Linked DNA regions of Homo sapiens: region 2 is linked to region 1. The links are chromatin loops, found by intact Hi-C in ENCODE. Cell type or tissue: mesothelial cell of epicardium. All regions are shown on one strand. Each heading gives the region's core, and the rest is flanking DNA. Links, peaks and the distances in the headings are about the cores only.

Region 1 (8,344 bases), core at 137-8,136:
ATTTATTTTCTCTTTTGGGAGGTGGGAGTTGTTTTCAGCAGAATCCATCAATTTTCTTAGATTTTTGTGTGATCTTACCTCCCCTTTCTCTGCTCAAACTTTAATTGTTTGAATGCCTGGAACATAACCTCGGGTCCATGTCTTCATGATTTCTTTCTCCCCAGTGATTCGGATCTAGGACTCTCAACTAGATCTAAACGGACTGATCTCTTCTCTTGTGTTCCCATCTCCACATAAAACTGCTTACTGTGCATCTTGGCTTAAATAAGGTATTTAAAACCAAAACTATCCAAATAAAACCTTATTTCTACAGTCTCCACTCACTCTTGTTTCTTTCCCTGTGTTTCTTATCTTAGTAAAAGGCATCACCATTCATCCAACTGCTCAAAACCAGAAAAATTGGGAGTTATCCTTGTTTCCTTTCTTTACTTCATGCATTGTTTCCAAATCCTCAGTAAGTTCTGTCATCCTGTGAAATGCGCCCAGAAGTATCCATTTCTCTGTATCCCCACTGCTAGTATCTTTTTTTTTTTGAGACAGAGTCTCGCTGTGTCGCCCAGGCTGGAGGGCAGCGGCCCCATCTCTGCTCACTGCAAGCTCCGCCTCCCAGGTTCACGCCATTCTCCTGCCTCAGCCTCCCCAGTAGCTGGGACTACAGGCGCCCGCCACTGCGCCAGGCTCATTTTTTTTTTTTTTTTTTTTTTTGTATTTTTAGTAGAGACGGGGTTTCACCGTGTTAGCCAGGATGGCCTCGATCTCCTGACCTCGTGATCCACCCGCCTCGGCCTCCCAAAGTGCTGGGATTGCAGGCCAGAGTCACCGCGCCCGGCCCCCACTGCTAGTATCTTAATCCCAACCGCCATGATTTCTTGCCAGGATGATCTCAATTGCCTCCTACTGGCTATTCTGCTTTCACTCCCTTGTGACTCCTTCTACCAGGTACACAAAAATGATTTTTAAAATGTTGGGTCATATTACTCCTGTTTCACTCTCCCCCTTTTTTTAAGAGACGGGTGTCTCACTCTGTCACCCTGGCTGGAGTGCAGTGGTGCAATTACAGCCTTAAACTCCTGGGCTCAAGGGATCCTTCCACCTCAGCCTTTTGAATAGTTGAGAGCACAGGCATGTGCTACCATGCCCTACTTTTTTTTTTTTTTTTTTTTTTTTTTTTTTTTTTGGTAGAGACAGGGTCTCCCTATGTTGCCCAGGCTGGCCTTGAACCCCTGGCCTCAAGCAATTCTCCTGCCTTGGCCTTCCAAAGTGCTGGAATTATAAGCATAAGCCATGGTCCCGGCTTTGGTTAAACTCTTCTAATGGATCAAATAAATTATTTAAATATTGCTTTCTCAGCAAGGCATTTTCTCATCACCTTTTCTAATGTTGTATGCCCCCTTCAGCACTGTTTATCACACTATCACTTTATCCTCTTTATCAACTCACTTCCATCAGTATGATCTTGTGTATTCTTGTTTATTTGTATATTGACTATTTCCTCCACTACAACATAAATGTAGCGTGCGTGCCTTTTTTTGTTCAGTAGAATATCACAATGCCTTAGCATAAGTCTGAGAAGGTAGTCGCTTTTAAACAGACAATTGCGAATTGGTGAAAGAAAATCTTTTAAGGAGTCTAATACACAGAAAAAGAGCTCAGAGCAAAGCTGTTCTGGTTTTATGGGAAGAACGGAGGGAACGGTTAGTTGTAATGGTAGACAGACCCTCACTCGAACCTTTCTTCTGGTTCCTCCTGAGGCTTCTCAGAGAACAACTTGAAAATCTGGAGCACTGTAGGGAGGGGAGAAGCCAGCAAGACAGAGCTGCCTTGGTCAATAATCTTTAAAATAGTTTTAAAACATCACTGCGATAAATCTGTTGTATTGGTCAGGGGTCTCTAGAGGGACAGAACTAATGGAATAGAGATATATACAAAGGAGAGTTTATTAAGTGTTAACTCACATGATCACAAGGTCCCACCATAGGCCATCTGCAGGCTGAGGAGCAAGGATAGCCAGTCCGATTTCTAAAACTGAAGAACTTGGAGTCTGATGTGCAAGGGCAGGAAGCAGCCACCACAAGAGAAAGATGTAGGCTGCGAGGCTAGGCCAGTCTCTCTTCAAATTTTTCTGTCTTCTTATACTTTAGCTGAGCTGGCAGCTGATTAGATTGTGCTCACCCAGATTAAGGGTGGGTCTGCCTTTCCCAGCCCACTGACTGGAATATTAATCTCCTGTGGCAGCACCCTCACAGACACACCCAGGAGCAATACTTTGTATCCCTCAATCCAATCAAGTTGACACTTAGTATTAACCATCACATTAGTAAAAATAGTAGCCAGGGTCTATTCATGGTTTTATACATTACTTGCAAAATGCCTTTCATTGACACGGAAGCCTCAAATAGTAACAAGCAAACAACTAAAAACTTCCTTTGCTGAGCCGAAACATCTTTGGTAAATAGTTTTGTGATAGGTATTTGAATGTTGCTTGGGAGGGCTATCAGCCAGGCCACTAGCAAACAAATCCTCAAGCCAACTAGGAAAGTCTCTAAAAGTGGGTAGGCAATAACATTGGGAAAACAAACTGTAAGCGTGGTACTGTTTTCTGGCATCAAGTTATTGGTTTTGTCACTGAAATAGTAAACAATTCACTTCCCAAGAAGTTGTCTGGTTTAGAAAATTGCATGTAATAAATTTCTTATTCTGAACATTAAGAAAGCAATAAATAATTTTAAGAAATTATTTTTTCCCATTATCCAAAAATATATAACAAATATTTTCTTTAAAAATATTGATTTGTAGGGCTACCTTTCCCAAAATATTCATACGTCTTGACCTTGCCTGGAATAAATGCATGATATTCTCAAGGGAATACATCTCATTTGACAAAGCCCACCACACTCCTCCAACCATAATGACGTGAATCCTGGACAGATGGCTAGACTCTCTCACAAGCCCCAAAGCTCTATTGAATTCTTGCCTTAATGAAAGAATAATTGCTTTAGACTGTAAACTTCCTGATTGCTCTAGTGGAGATGATACTTAGGATGAGAAATCAAATATTTTTCAAGGCATTTGATTTTTTTATATAGAACCAAATTTTAATTATTTAAAAATTATATTTAAATATTTTGAAATAATGTTTTCACTTAAGTATTACAACTCCAAGAATAGGACAACAGGTTTTGGAAAACAGACCTATGCCTTGTAAGCATAGGCACAATGCAAATGTTGATTTGTTGACAGCTGAAAGTAGGAAAAAAGAAGGAACCGAAAAAGGACCAATCCTTGGTATTAGTCAGGACTTTTTAGTACAAATTCAGAAACCTCATATCACACTAACATTTATTATTATAAAGGCATTTATTGGCTCATAACTGAAACACCCAGCAGTACACATGGCTTCAAACACAACTGGAATTGGGGGCACAAGGGATGTCACCAGGTTCAGTTTCTCTCTATCTCAGCTTTTCTTGCTCTATGGTGACTTGATTCCCAGCTCCGCTTTGCAGAGCTTAGACAGCTTCCAGGCTCACACTGTTTTTACCATTATCTGTGTGAGTGGAAAATAGTACCTGCCTCTTCCTGGACTGTATTAGTGAAAGTGTCAGTGGGTCTTACTGGCTTTCTCTGAGCCAGTCACTGCAGCCTGAGGAATATCACAGATCAGAAAGGACTGCTAAGATCTAGGAGAGTCCAACCATATGTAGGTCAAAGTTACAGGACAGGGACTAAGGTCCAGGGAAGAAGATCCAGTTCCTGCCCCACTGATAGAGGCAGCCTGAATTTGGGCAAGTTTCTTCATCTCTCTCAGCTTCATTTCTTCTTGGATAAAAATTCCTAGTTTATAATGTTTAGAGGATTAAATGAAATAAATAAAGCACCTAACAGAATAGTAGACTCTCAATACATTTTAAAGATGATTTAATTTTTATTCTATTTCTTTTCTGGCCTTTGAGTCCAGTCACTGCATAAGCATCAATGACCACTGTCGCCACTAGGTGGCAATCATGTGATGGAAGGTAATGGCCTGACTTTCTGGCCAGTGAAAAATTAAGAATTGGCTGAAACCTGACAATTGGCAGTGAGAGGAAAGCGTGGGGGACTGTGAGTCCAATTCCTGCTGCACTGAAACCACGCTGTGTGACCTTCATCAAGGTCTGAATTGATCTATAGCCTGGATTTCCTCAAGTAAAACTTGGAGGCCAATTCAGTCTTCATTTGTCTATAAAATCTTTTGAATCTGTAAAAAGAGAGTCTTATAGAGTAATAACTGTGACTGTAATCTCAAAAGCCAAAAACTGTTCAACAGTCTTGATTGTTAATATATAGCTTAAAAATATGATTGTATGAAGCATAATCCATTCATTTATTGCTAAGTTTTAGCTACCCCAGGGATCCAAAAAGAGTTCATGCAATTTTGTAAGGTGACTAATGGGCTCGCAGAGATGCTGTCAAGTTATACACAGCCCAGAAAATCATCCTCTGAGGCATGCAAGTCAGAAAACTCACTATTAAAAAAAGTCACACTGAGCAGCTTCAAAAGTATTTTTCCGCCATGTAATTATGTTTTAATGCTAGGTTCTTAAAATCACTTGGAAAAGAAGAAGCAGCTTAAAAAATTTCAGGTCTGAAATGTGTTAGAAGTATCTGGAGCAGCAGGAGGATGAATCAGGAAGTGACATTTAATTGGGTTTAAGAACAAAAATGATGACTCTCCACTTTTGCATGAATCAAGCCTTTATAACAAAGTTGAAATAAGATGATGTGATAAAAATTAGCATTTATCTGATATAATAGATTGGGGGGATATTGTATTTTCTTAATATGAAATTCTTTAGTATAAGGAAGTTATGTGCTGGTTCCATCTTGATTAGTATAAAAATCCTTGTAAAAGGAGAACCAATTGAAATTCCAGGGGTGTCCACACGTTTCTTCATTCCATGGAGATGTGGAACAGCCTAGTCTAAATACTTGACCTTTATTTCTCAGCATGCTTTTTTTTTAGGATAAAGCCTCCTGAATTCTTAAACCTGGAAGGTAGGGGCGAGGATTTGTTGGTGGCGTGTGGATCAAATGAGTTCAGGTTTTCTTTATCCTTTATAAATCTCAACTTTGCTTTACACAGTGCCTTATCAGAGGGGAGAGATCATTAAGGTATATATGTGGGGTTTTTTTATTTGTTATTTTTTTGCTGCTATAGAGGTATCTGAGAGAATGAGGACTGTTTTGCTTTTACCTCTCTATTTTTCCCTTCTCTATTTAAAGGAGGTAGCCAGAACCGTTGCCCTCTGGGTGGTTTGTTGTGAGGTCAGAGCAGAAAGCCCTGACCTTTAAGATTCCTTTAAGGCTTAAGATGCAGCATGCTGCCTGTGCCCCCAGTTTCTGATTCAGCAAGTCTGGGATGGAGTTCAAGAATCAAGAATTGGCCTATATATATAAACTTTAAGTTCTGGGATACATGTGCAGAACGTGCAGGTTTGTTACATAGGTATACACATGCCATGGTGGTTTGCTGCACCCATCAACCGTCATCTACATTAGGTATTTCTCCTTCTAACTGTAACTACGGGACCCACGTGCTGAGAACCACTGCATTAAGGTAACTGCTCCTCCTGGCCACCTGGAAACCTACCTCCCTTGCCTGAAACCTGAGCTCACTGAGAGGGCTGGCACGGGCGGGAATGGGTCAATGAGTTTGTCCAGGGAACATGGAAGCTTTTGAAATGGGAGGAAGGGACATTCCCAAAGCCCCTTTCTTGGCACTGCCCCCAGTCAAGCTGCTACTCAGGTGAGAATGCTGTTTGAAGGGAAGCAGCTTGGTGCAGAACCAGGAGAGCCAGCCGCCTCAGTTAGAGCCTCGGAATGAAGATTCAGAGCACTCTGGACCCACTGAGAGACTTGCTCATTTTCTGGGCACCAAATAATCCTCCCAATTTTTAGGTAAACCCAGGGAGGAGGGGAGGAAACAAATAATGAAGATTGAATTTCTTGCAATTCAGTGACATAGGGGATGGCAGCCATATTGAATTTGATTTGAAGAAAATAGGTATTTCCTGCCTACCCAACTTTTAGTAGATGCCACATCAACTACATGAATTTCTGGATTAAAACATACAATCTACATATATTAATATTTGTGGCCTTAATACAAGTTCTACCCTTGCCGTGGCTCTGTGTTCACTTGGCAGGGAGGGGCAGAGCTTATAAACTGAGCTGTGCAAATCTCACCCTTGTTCAACCATGTCTTGCTGAGCAGGCACATGGGGGCTGAAACCTAATCAGGCTGAGAGAAAAGGGTGACGTTTGCTAATTTTCTAATGTACCCACATAACTCCTGCATAATCTGACATCATATGAATATATCACACTTAAGGCATTTTCTCATTGACTTCTACGTGGTTTCTACTTTTCATTGCTATAACAAATATCCTAATACGTTTCTCCTGCACTTGTGGGTTTTTTTGAATTAGATACCTGAAATTTTGACTTGATTTTTTTTTTTCTTACAGAAATTCTGTCAATGGGACATGCATGTGAGTTTAGAAGCAATTCTTTCTTTAATATGCAGAGGCTTCTGGGAGTGCTCAGGCCATCAACCAAAGGTGTTCATTAGCCCATACAAGCTGCTTTCCTCAATTTCTAGATGAGATGTACTGTTATGAGAAAATGGAAGAAAAATTACAGGAGAACAAATAGGGAATTGCTAAGATATGTACATCTGTAGTGAGGAGAGGAGTTGGGGGCTTGGGGGCAGGGGTGAAATGCCTAGCGACTTAAATGACATAAGGCACTGATTTCTTGAGTGTTGAGTAAAGGGATGTTAGAAGATAGAAAATTGCCAAGGATTAGTTTGTAACTCAAAATTATAGCTCAGTCCAATCCCATTTCCCACTAAGAGGGGGAAACATCTTTGTCTCCCTCTTCTTTCCCCTCTCCCACAGGAGTAGCTGACTCCTCCCTGTTCCAGGACCCAGGGCTCAGGCTGACTTGTGTTAAGCTTCCATCTGGGTTAAACAGATTTCAGGAAGATCACGTGGAAAATTAAATGCCACCGCAGCATTGTTTCTATAGGAAATGAGTTTCTCTTTGCAAACAATTATTTGCTTTCGGTACACAACCACTTATCATAAGGAGGGAGCCTGTCTGTGCTTATAAAGCTTAAATTTGAAGGACTCCAGTTATCTTAATTTAAAATTAAAATAGCCTAATTTGAGAAGAAACCATGTTCTTAAATTTCCAATAGATGTTCCAATATGTATTTACTGCAATTTCTATGTTGGGGTGGTTTGTTGTCATTTTAAAAGTGAGGCTGGAACACTATAATATGTCCTGTCTTCTTTTTGCCTGTTAAACAAGGCGAGCTAGGGCAGCTTCTCAAAAGGCTCAAGAGGCACAGTCAGTGATCTCAGGCCACCCTGGATGGCGGGAGGCCACGAGAGGGGGCTTGCACCACCAGCTGCAGGGAATTGTTAAATTCCTGACCTAGTTTTTGAAACTATTCAAGGAGAAAGCAGGGACACAAATACTAGCTCTAGCCTCGTTCAATGAGACCACGTTCCTGTTTTCATTTCACTTTAGCCGCATTTGTTCGAGCAGCAGGTGAAGCGCCTTTCAAAAGACTGTCATCTCCAAGGGAAGTCATCTGTTTTACATTAATTGTCCATTAGTCTCCAAGCCTCGATCCATTAAAGTCCTCAGCCACTCATTACGTATATTGTGCAGGAGTCCTGCTGTCAGCTTTTCAATGCAGAGCTGTTTTTCTGCATCTGACTTAATTGCTCTAAGTGCCTGTTCCTTTGAGAGAGCCTAGAGTGTACCAATTAATGCTAACTTTTTCCTTGCTAGGTTGAACACATAAGCCATGGTGAGGCCAGTTCAGCTGCTATTTACTCGAATTTATTAGAGACCCTTCTGCCTTAAGCTCACACAGTGGGTAGTTTACATCAGTACTGCCCTGTTTGCCTGATGACTCCTGGATATGTTTTGAATGGACTTAATTTTCTATAGTGAAAATGCTCCATAAATTTACAATCTATCCATGTTATTTTGAAGAGGGGTTTAAATTCCATTTGCTCCTGATTAGTTTAAACATGTAATTTTTAAATGCATGTGGCATTCTAAACAACAGCTTGGATGAAATTGACTTTGTTGATGGAAAAATTAAGCTTTCATCCTTTCAAATGACAGCTCGAGGGGTGGCCGTACAATAATTTAATTACCGTAGCTTCCTTAATTACAGCCGACTCACCTACCTTTAGCTCCATTACCGTTTTCCTTAATAAACACGAATAAATGGACGAAAAACAAAAATTAAGAAAACCAATCTTAGAGTAGCTTTTATAAAATT
Region 2 (8,344 bases), core at 327-8,326, 260 kb after region 1:
ATGCTAACCTTTATTTTTCCTTTTGATTTGTATTTGTCCCCTTTCACTAATCACAATGTCTAAACTGCTTCCTTTACTGAATTTACACTTTGTTTAGGTCATATTCGAAGATTACTTCTTATTATTAGGTTTTGGTCCCCTCAGTTTCCCAGAATGGTGTATGCTCCCCACCCCCAACATTGATTCCCTTCCTGAACCACAGGCAAAACTGTTTCCTCTGAAATTCCTTCTTCTTCTTCTCTTCCTCTTCTCCTCCTTCTCCTCCTCCTTCGTCTTCTTCTCTTGCACATTCTGTCTCCTATTCTTACCTTTTATTTAGAAACAATTTCAAATCCAAAAAATTTACAAGAATAAGAGTACAAATAACACAATATACCCATTACTCAGATTCACCTATTGTTTACATTTTACTCCATTTGCTTTACATTTGTGTAGTATATATCTATTACACATAAATCTTTTTTTCTGAACCATCTGAGAGGAAGTTGCATACATAATGTTCTTTTACCCCTAAATATCTCCATGTGTATTCTCTAAGAATAAGGGTGTTCTCTTACGTAACTAGAGCATGATTATCAACGTCAGTACATTTGTCATTGATGTAACGCCTTTACTTTTCCTTCTAATTTTGTCAGTCTGCTCAATCATGTCCTGTATAGCATTTTTGTTTCCTCCAGTAAAGGATCTAGTCTAATACGAAGTATTGTATTTAATTGTCATGTCTCTTTAGTCTCTATTCTTGGAGGAACATTTCCATAGTTTTTCTTTGTCTTTTATAATATTGACATCTTTAATAGACCATTTCTCATTTGGGGTTTGTCTAATGTTTACTCATTATTAGATTTGGGTTATCCATGCCTGGCTGGAATGTTGCATGAGTGGTGTTGAGTCCTTTTCCAGTCATATTGCGAGACACAAAATATCCACCTGTCTCACCAACCACCGTGCCCAGTTAATTACAAAAAAAAATTTGCAGAGACGGATGGGGTCTCACCATGTTGCCCAGGCTGGTCTCGTACTCCTGGATTTAAGCAATCCATCCACCTCATCCTCCCAAAGTGCTGGGATTACAGGCGTGAGACATTGTACCTGGTCTATCTGCAGGTCTTAAAGCATATTCTCACAGATTCCTTCATAGTTGTTAATGGAAAAAGTGGTAACTATACAGTGGAAAAATCAGAGAACACCTGGAATGAATGAGCCACTGTGCCGGCCTTTTCAATAATTTATACACATTACTATACTTATTTCAGTGCTCAAATTGTCCCAGATTTGACCAGTGGGAGTTCCCCTCAGCCTGGCTTCTGTGTCCTTGTGACATGTCCTCTTCTCTATCTCCACCACCTCCTTCTTCTCCTCCTCCTGCTTCCTTTTAGTGCTGCTTACTTTCTGGCATATTCAAATGTTTCAGGTTCATTTTGTGCCTACTCTGCCCTAGCCCTAGAACCAGCCATTCTTCCTAGAAGCCCTGATTCCTTCTGTGGGGAATGGCATCAGAGACCAACATTTGAGCACTAGGTATGCTTGATGTTACTGGAATGTCTTCGCCCAGCTATTTTTTGTATTTTTTTTTTTATAGAGATGGGGTTTCGCCATGTTGCCCAGGCTTGTCTCCAACTCCTGGGCTGAAGCGATCTGCCCTCCTCGGCCTCCCAAACTGCTAGGATTACAAGCATGAGCCACCGCACCGGGCCAATCTTTCTTATGTCACAGAGAACTTATGAAGAGTTTTTATTTGTTCTAAGTAAAATATATGACTATATATAGTTAGTGTATTCTGTTGTTTAAATGTCTTCAAATACATTGCCTCCTTTCAAAGCAGGATTTTAAAACCCTTTCTAAAAGGATGTTAAAAATTATATTTATATGATATATTTATATAACCATAGAAAACTGGGCTTGATGCCAGGATCTAGTGCTATCCAATGTATACAACATCCTAAGCAATCACCTATTTATTTTACAGTGGTTGCTGGACCTTCTGGACCTTCTGTGTATATATGACCTGTGCCCTAACTGTGCTGTCTCCAACAGTCCATCCCTCTCTGGAGCCAAGCTGTCTATAGGAGTTTCAGTAGCAGGCTCTGCACACATCCTCTTAATCTGTTATTCATTCCCCATGGTTGTATCTTCTCCTTCCTTACATATATCACTTATTCAAGTGAAACTCATTTGACTGTCACAGCAAAACAATGTGCTAACGTATTTAAATTAGTTTTCTCTTTTAGGAGATTCTATTTATGATATTAATTTGTATGGTGAACATTTTCTTCCTTGATAGTTCCAAGAAAAACAATAGCTCAGTTAGATTTGAATGATCATAAGTCCTTGAATCAGTGAGGTTCAAAATAATAAACTGTAAAATACCTCATAGTCTGTCCATTCCAGACTGATTAGTTCCAAACTCCCTGCAATCAAGGAAACTTCTCCTGGGAGCATCTGGAAAAAGTTATGCCTTCCAAGTGAGACATAAAAATGGATAGCTATCCCATAAAATATTAAAATTTACTTAGAAAAAAGTCATTCTCTGGACATCTAATATTTGCTAGCTGAGGCAAGGTTATATCCTAACAAGCGTATTCACTACTAATTATAATGCACTTTCTTGTACTGCTCATTTAATCCAAATGTAAATATTCCAAACATAATTACCTTTGGAAGACTATTACATGATATTGGGATGGGAACATTCCTAGTGGAATAGCTCCAGTTTCTTCATTTCTCTATTAATAGCTCCCCACATTTTTTCCCCACATTGCTGATGTTTTTTAAAAACCTATACTGGATGCTTTTTGCTGCTCAATTAGTTTAAATTTTTTTATTTTAATAATAATTTGAAAAATTCAACATCTTCTTCATAGTCACAAATTAATTTTTCTTGTCATGAGCTACTCAAATTATCATGAATTAGGCAAAGCAATTACAGATAGGTATTAATATTAATAAAAATTAAAATGTGACCGACAATTATAATTCTGTATTTCCTTTTTCTAATAATTTTATGATCTATAAAAATTATAAAAATATAAATTGCAGAAACTCTTTAAATTTTCTGTTTAAAAGTAAAAAATTTTTATTTTTAAAAATCAATTTGTTGAAATCTATATAATACCATTCTACTTGGTCACCTTGTAGTCTACAGTTGTGCATATGGTCAGGGAAGAAATATAAATTGACGTTTTATCTTGTATGTTTTTTCACGTAGGCAGAAAAGCATGAATGGTTATAAAAGTATATATATATATTTTGGATTTCCAGAAGTACTTTATTTTTTCTGAAATCACATGTTTGACTTTTTAAAAGTCAAATATGTTCAGAATAGACAAATCAGAACATATATTTTAAGAAGTTTTAAAATTCCCATATTCCATTATCCAAAGACAGTTAATGTTTTTGCATATTTATTATACTTTAATATATGTTTCTTTTTAAAAGATGTCATATACATATTTTCCCTCCTTATTATAAATTTTACAAACGTTATTATTTTCCAAAATTAAACCATGTACCATAGCATATTTAACCACATTACTACTCAGGATATCTTCATTTTTATAAATAATTCTGTAAGAATTGTGTGCTTGTATATTACAGGTTTTGTTTTTAGGAAGATCTTTAAGGAGGAAAATTCTAAAAGTGGAACTACTGGGTTAAGGGTTACAGTGATTTTAAGACTTTTTTATGTATTAATAACAAAAAGCTTAAACCAATTTATACTCCCAAAGAGTATAAGAATTCCTGTTTTATTGCACAATTATCAGTATTCAGTATTTTTGTTCTTGAAATATGAAACAATTGGAGAAATAAAAGAGGGATCTGCTTTGATGTTGATAATTTTTTAAAGTTTTCTAATGATGTTAGACTTTCCTACTTTTGCTAACATAGTAAATTCTCTTTGGGTAATTGTTCATAACTTTTGTTAATGTGTTTAGTGGAGACTTTGTATTTTTAATAATCAATTTATGTTATCGTTTTAGACTAATATTTTGTCACATGTAGTGTATCTGTTTTCCTCAGTTTCTTGTCTTTTAGATGTGCTTACATTTTTGTCATAGCAGAAATTGCAATTTTTAAGATCAAATTTGTCAACCTTTTTTGAGTGTAACATCTTTCACTACTTTAATTTTAGAATGTTTCCTTCTTGCAGAAATTTGATAAATATTTGCTTTTATTTTATCTTCCTTTTTGTTTTGAATTTTTATACTTCTTAAATTCACTTGCTATGTGTTTGATGAAATAGTATGAGGTACAGATTATAAACAAAGTTGCCTAAGCCCACGACATGTCCCAGAATCATTTAGTGAATAATTCTTTCTGTTTTCTTTGATTTGGGAAGTTTACTTTATCATATATTTTTATTTTTATGTTGTACTATTTAAAAAAATTTCATAGCACTATATTATTTTAATATTTGGATATGGTACATCTTTCTTCATAATTATTAATTTTCATTTTAAAAACATAGTTTGGGCCGGGCGCGGTGGCTCACGCCTGTAATCCCAGCACTTTGGGACGCCAAGGCGGGCAGATCATGAGGTCAGGAGATCGAGACCATCCTGGCCAACATGGTGAAACCCCATCTCTACTAAAAATACAAAAATTAGCTGGGCATGGTGGTGCACGCCTGTAATCCCAGCTACTCGGAAGGTGAGGCAGGATAATCGCTTGAACCCGGGAGGCGGAGGTTTCAGTGAGCCGAGATCACGCTACTGCACTCCAGCCTGGCGACAGATTGAGACTCCGCCTCAAAACAAAACAAACAGTTTGTCAGTTTATGCGTCCAAGTTTATGCATCCAAGTGCAGTTTAAGATTTTTTTTTCCTTTTTGAGATGGAGTCTTGCTCTGTCACCTAGGCTGGAGTGCAGTACAACCATCTTGGCTTGCTGCAACCTCTACTTCCTGGGTTCAAGCAATTTTCCTGCCTCAGCCTCCTGAGTAGCTGGAATTACAGGTGCCCAACACCACGCCCAGCTAATTTTTGAATTTTTAGTAGAGACGGAGTTTTGCTATGTTGGCTAGGCTGGTCTTGAACTCGTGACCTCAGGTGATCCGCCTGCCTCAGCCTCCCAAAGTTCTGGGACTACAGGTGTGAACCATTGCATGTGGCCTTAAGATCATTTTTAAAAGTTTTAAAACATGGTTTTTAAAATGCCAATTAGCCTATAAATCAGTTTGGGATGACTTAGCACCTTTAAATTATTCCGTTTTCCTTTCTAGGGATATGGTATAATTTTAGATTTTTTTCTTTATGTAGGTCACAAAATATGACTATTGTGAAGAAAATATCTTTTATTTTACATTATCTAGCTAGATATTGCCAGATATAAATAAGAATATCTGTAATAATAATATTTGTGCATATAATAATATTGCCAAGTATATAATGATAATATAATAATATCCACATTCATTGGCTGTGGGGTTTATTAAGAAATTATCTAGTTTAATTTTCAAAACTAACTGAGGAAGTAATCATTATATTTTCCATTTTACAAATAGGGGAACTAAAACCTAGGGACTTTAAGTAACTCGTACCAATTTTCAACTTCTAAGTGACAGACCCAGGTCTCTGACCCCTGACTTCAAAGTCTGTGCTCTTAAAGTCTGATCAAAAATGCAGTTTGGTATTGTACTCTTAACAATACTGAACTGCAATATGAAAGCTATTGAATTTTATATTTTTAACTTACATTCCAATTGACTGGATTTTAGGATTTAGAGGAAAGTACATTTGAATTACAAATTTCAAATCAGCATTCTTTACTCCCTATTGCAGACTCCTCAATAAATCCTCTATTGAATTTCAAAGAATACTCCAGCAACAAGAACCCTCAAATGACTGTTAGTAGATTTGTCAAGAGAAGCTTAGAAAGGCTTATTAATATTTTTGCATACATTATGTCCCTTAGCAAAAACTTTGTGATTTGGAAATTATGTCACCCCTACCCCCTGGAATTTCTTATATAAAAATAACTTCTAGAAATTCCTACTTAATTTTTTTAAACGCATTAGATAACCATCATAATGATATGGTATTAATACACCTACTGTGGTCACAACAGGAAAAATAAGAGGGAAAGACAAGCCACTGCTCTTCAAAGGCCATTGAGAATTATATTTTGAGCTGAAATTTCTCAACATGGCTCGACTGACTACATAATTTTAAAAAGTGATCATTAAGAAATAGATGGTGACACAGATGATAGCTTATGAATAATACTGTAGTATTTCTTCAGGAGGAAGAGTCCTTAAAAAATGGGGTCAGACCATATAATTTTCTTTCTCTTTTCTTTTCTTTTTTTTTTTTTGAGACAGAGTCTCGCCCTGTCACCCAGGCTGGAGTGCAGTGGCACAATCTCGGCTCACTGCAACCTCTGCCTCCCGGGTTCAAGCGATTCTCCTGCCTCAGTCTCCAGAGTAGCTGGGATTACAGGCATGTGCCACCACGCTAATTTTTTGTATTTTTTGTAGAGACGGGGTTTCACCATGTTGGCCAGGCTGGTTTTGAACTACTGACCTCAAGTGATCCACCCACCTTAGCCTCCCCAAGTGCTAGGATTACAGGCGTGAGCCACCACACCTGGCCCAGACCATATAATTTCCTCATAAAACTGTACATTATCAGAGATACTTCACAGAAAGGAGGAAAATGGCTCTGTCTCACAAAATTAAGTCGCCTCTCTTTGGTGTTCTGATGGTGTCTGTTCATTAGGGCTGCAAGAATCACCCTTCTTGTTTTTCTGCATCATTTACTTGTTCATGCAAGTGGTAAAAAACAAAGAAACAAAGTGAAACCAAAATGTACACTAAAGTTTTGTGTTTCTTAATTGGAGCCACAAGTATGGATTATTTTTATTGAGATGATGAACTCTTTCTTCTATATCCAGTTATCTGAACATGTGTGTATCTTGCCTAAAGCTGAGCTTTTGTGATTTTGAAGAAGTTCACTGGAATCCAGTCTTTGCAAATTATTTCCATATTAATTCTTACTAACAAAACATACAAACACCATTTTCCTTAACATCCTACATTTTTGATCCGAGTAACATTGGGACTGGCAGGTACAAGCTCAGAGGCCAAGCAGATGAAATGTTAACTTTGTTCCTTAACTCACCCTGTGTTTTCTTTCTGCATTTGGTTGTGTAGATTATGTAAGTGATTCTCGTAGGAAAATTCCAGTGATGACTGAAAAGCAGCTTCCATTCTAAAACTTGAATACTCTTTGGGAGATGGACTCCTTTCTAATCTACTGCAATCACAATTAAAAGGGTCTAATTCACCAAAGCAATGAAGGAGTTGGTTCCAAACCCTAGGACATAGGGTCTTATGCTTAGAGTAACTGCAATCTGAAGCACTGTTTAGCATGATGAGAACCATCTAACTTAACATGAATACCAAATAACCAGTATAGTATGCTGAGAAGTTAATTGTGAAATTCATAATATGCAGAGCCCCTATTTTGACATCTGAGAACTTTCCCAAAGGAATCTTGGATTCTCCTAAACCAATGCTTTTTAAACTTTACTGTGCATACAAATCACCTGGAATGAAGATTCTTATTCTGTAGGTCTGGATTGGGATCTGTAAACTAAAAATAAAGTCCTAAGCCCCCTCACTGACTGAATGGACCCCTTGTGTCCAAGGGGATCCCAGAAGAACCTTAAAACTGAGTTCCTGGCCAGGACAGGATGGGAGGTCAGACACACCTCATTATACCCTCCCTCTTTTGTGGTAACTCAAATGTAACCAGTTGAGTAGACACAAAAACTGACCAAGATCAATGTTAAAATAGAGATCATAAGACTTACAGAACAGAATCTTGTTGGCAATAAGATCCCAGATTATAAACAGGACCAAAGGCCATGCCAGTCAAGGGTTAAGTCACACTCCCCTAAACTTAAATAACAAACTGTGTTCTAACTGCCACAAGGTTTTTCTTTTTATTCAACAACTAAACAAGCACTGACCTAAAGATAAGCAATGTTAAAATGATCACAGCTCACCCAGTTCACAGACATGAACGGGAACCCTGTTCCACCAGCCGTAACTACAGCTTTGACTGGACAAGAGACTGATTCCAGTAACTTTCTCCTCATAAGAGGACCACTGACCATGGACTGGCTCCTGCCAGGTTACAGAGACTGCACACTCACATGCCTTTGTCCTGAAAATACTTTTGTTTTTTTGAGGCAGAGTATCACTCTGTCACCCAGGCTGGAGTAAAGTGGCACAATCTCAGCTCACTGCAACTTCCAACTCCTGGGTTCAAGCGATTTTGTGCCTCAGCTTCCCAGGCATCCAAGAATACAGGTGCCCACCACCACACCCGGCTAATTTTTGGTA

The links. Hi-C counts contacts between places; a loop is a spot of excess contacts. Peaks named below come from ENCODE experiments on the same cell type or tissue, not always from the same donor. Only the 100,000 strongest peaks of a DNase experiment are listed, where the experiment ranks them.
Region 2: a loop joins it to region 1, with 9 times the contacts of the local background. A loop is called at or near these places in 4 of 110 quality-filtered maps.

The regions. Positions count from the first base shown.
Region 1 is chr6:79,809,713-79,818,056 of GRCh38, reverse strand. LINC01621 (long intergenic non-protein coding RNA 1621) reads left to right here and starts at 5,811. Exons shown (of 5, transcript NR_131786.1): 1 at 5,811-5,937; 2 at 6,507-6,530. In mesothelial cell of epicardium, for the core only: CTCF peaks have their summits at 3,818 and 4,027 (motif pointing right); DNase peaks (open chromatin) are centred at 4,016, 5,716 and 7,425.
Region 2 is chr6:79,551,933-79,560,276 of GRCh38, reverse strand. It overlaps a transcript of SH3BGRL2 not described here. Among named protein-coding and RNA genes, the nearest start is that of LCA5, 19 kb to the right of the region's middle. In mesothelial cell of epicardium, for the core only: no CTCF peak of the experiment used is centred there; no DNase peak of the experiment used is centred there.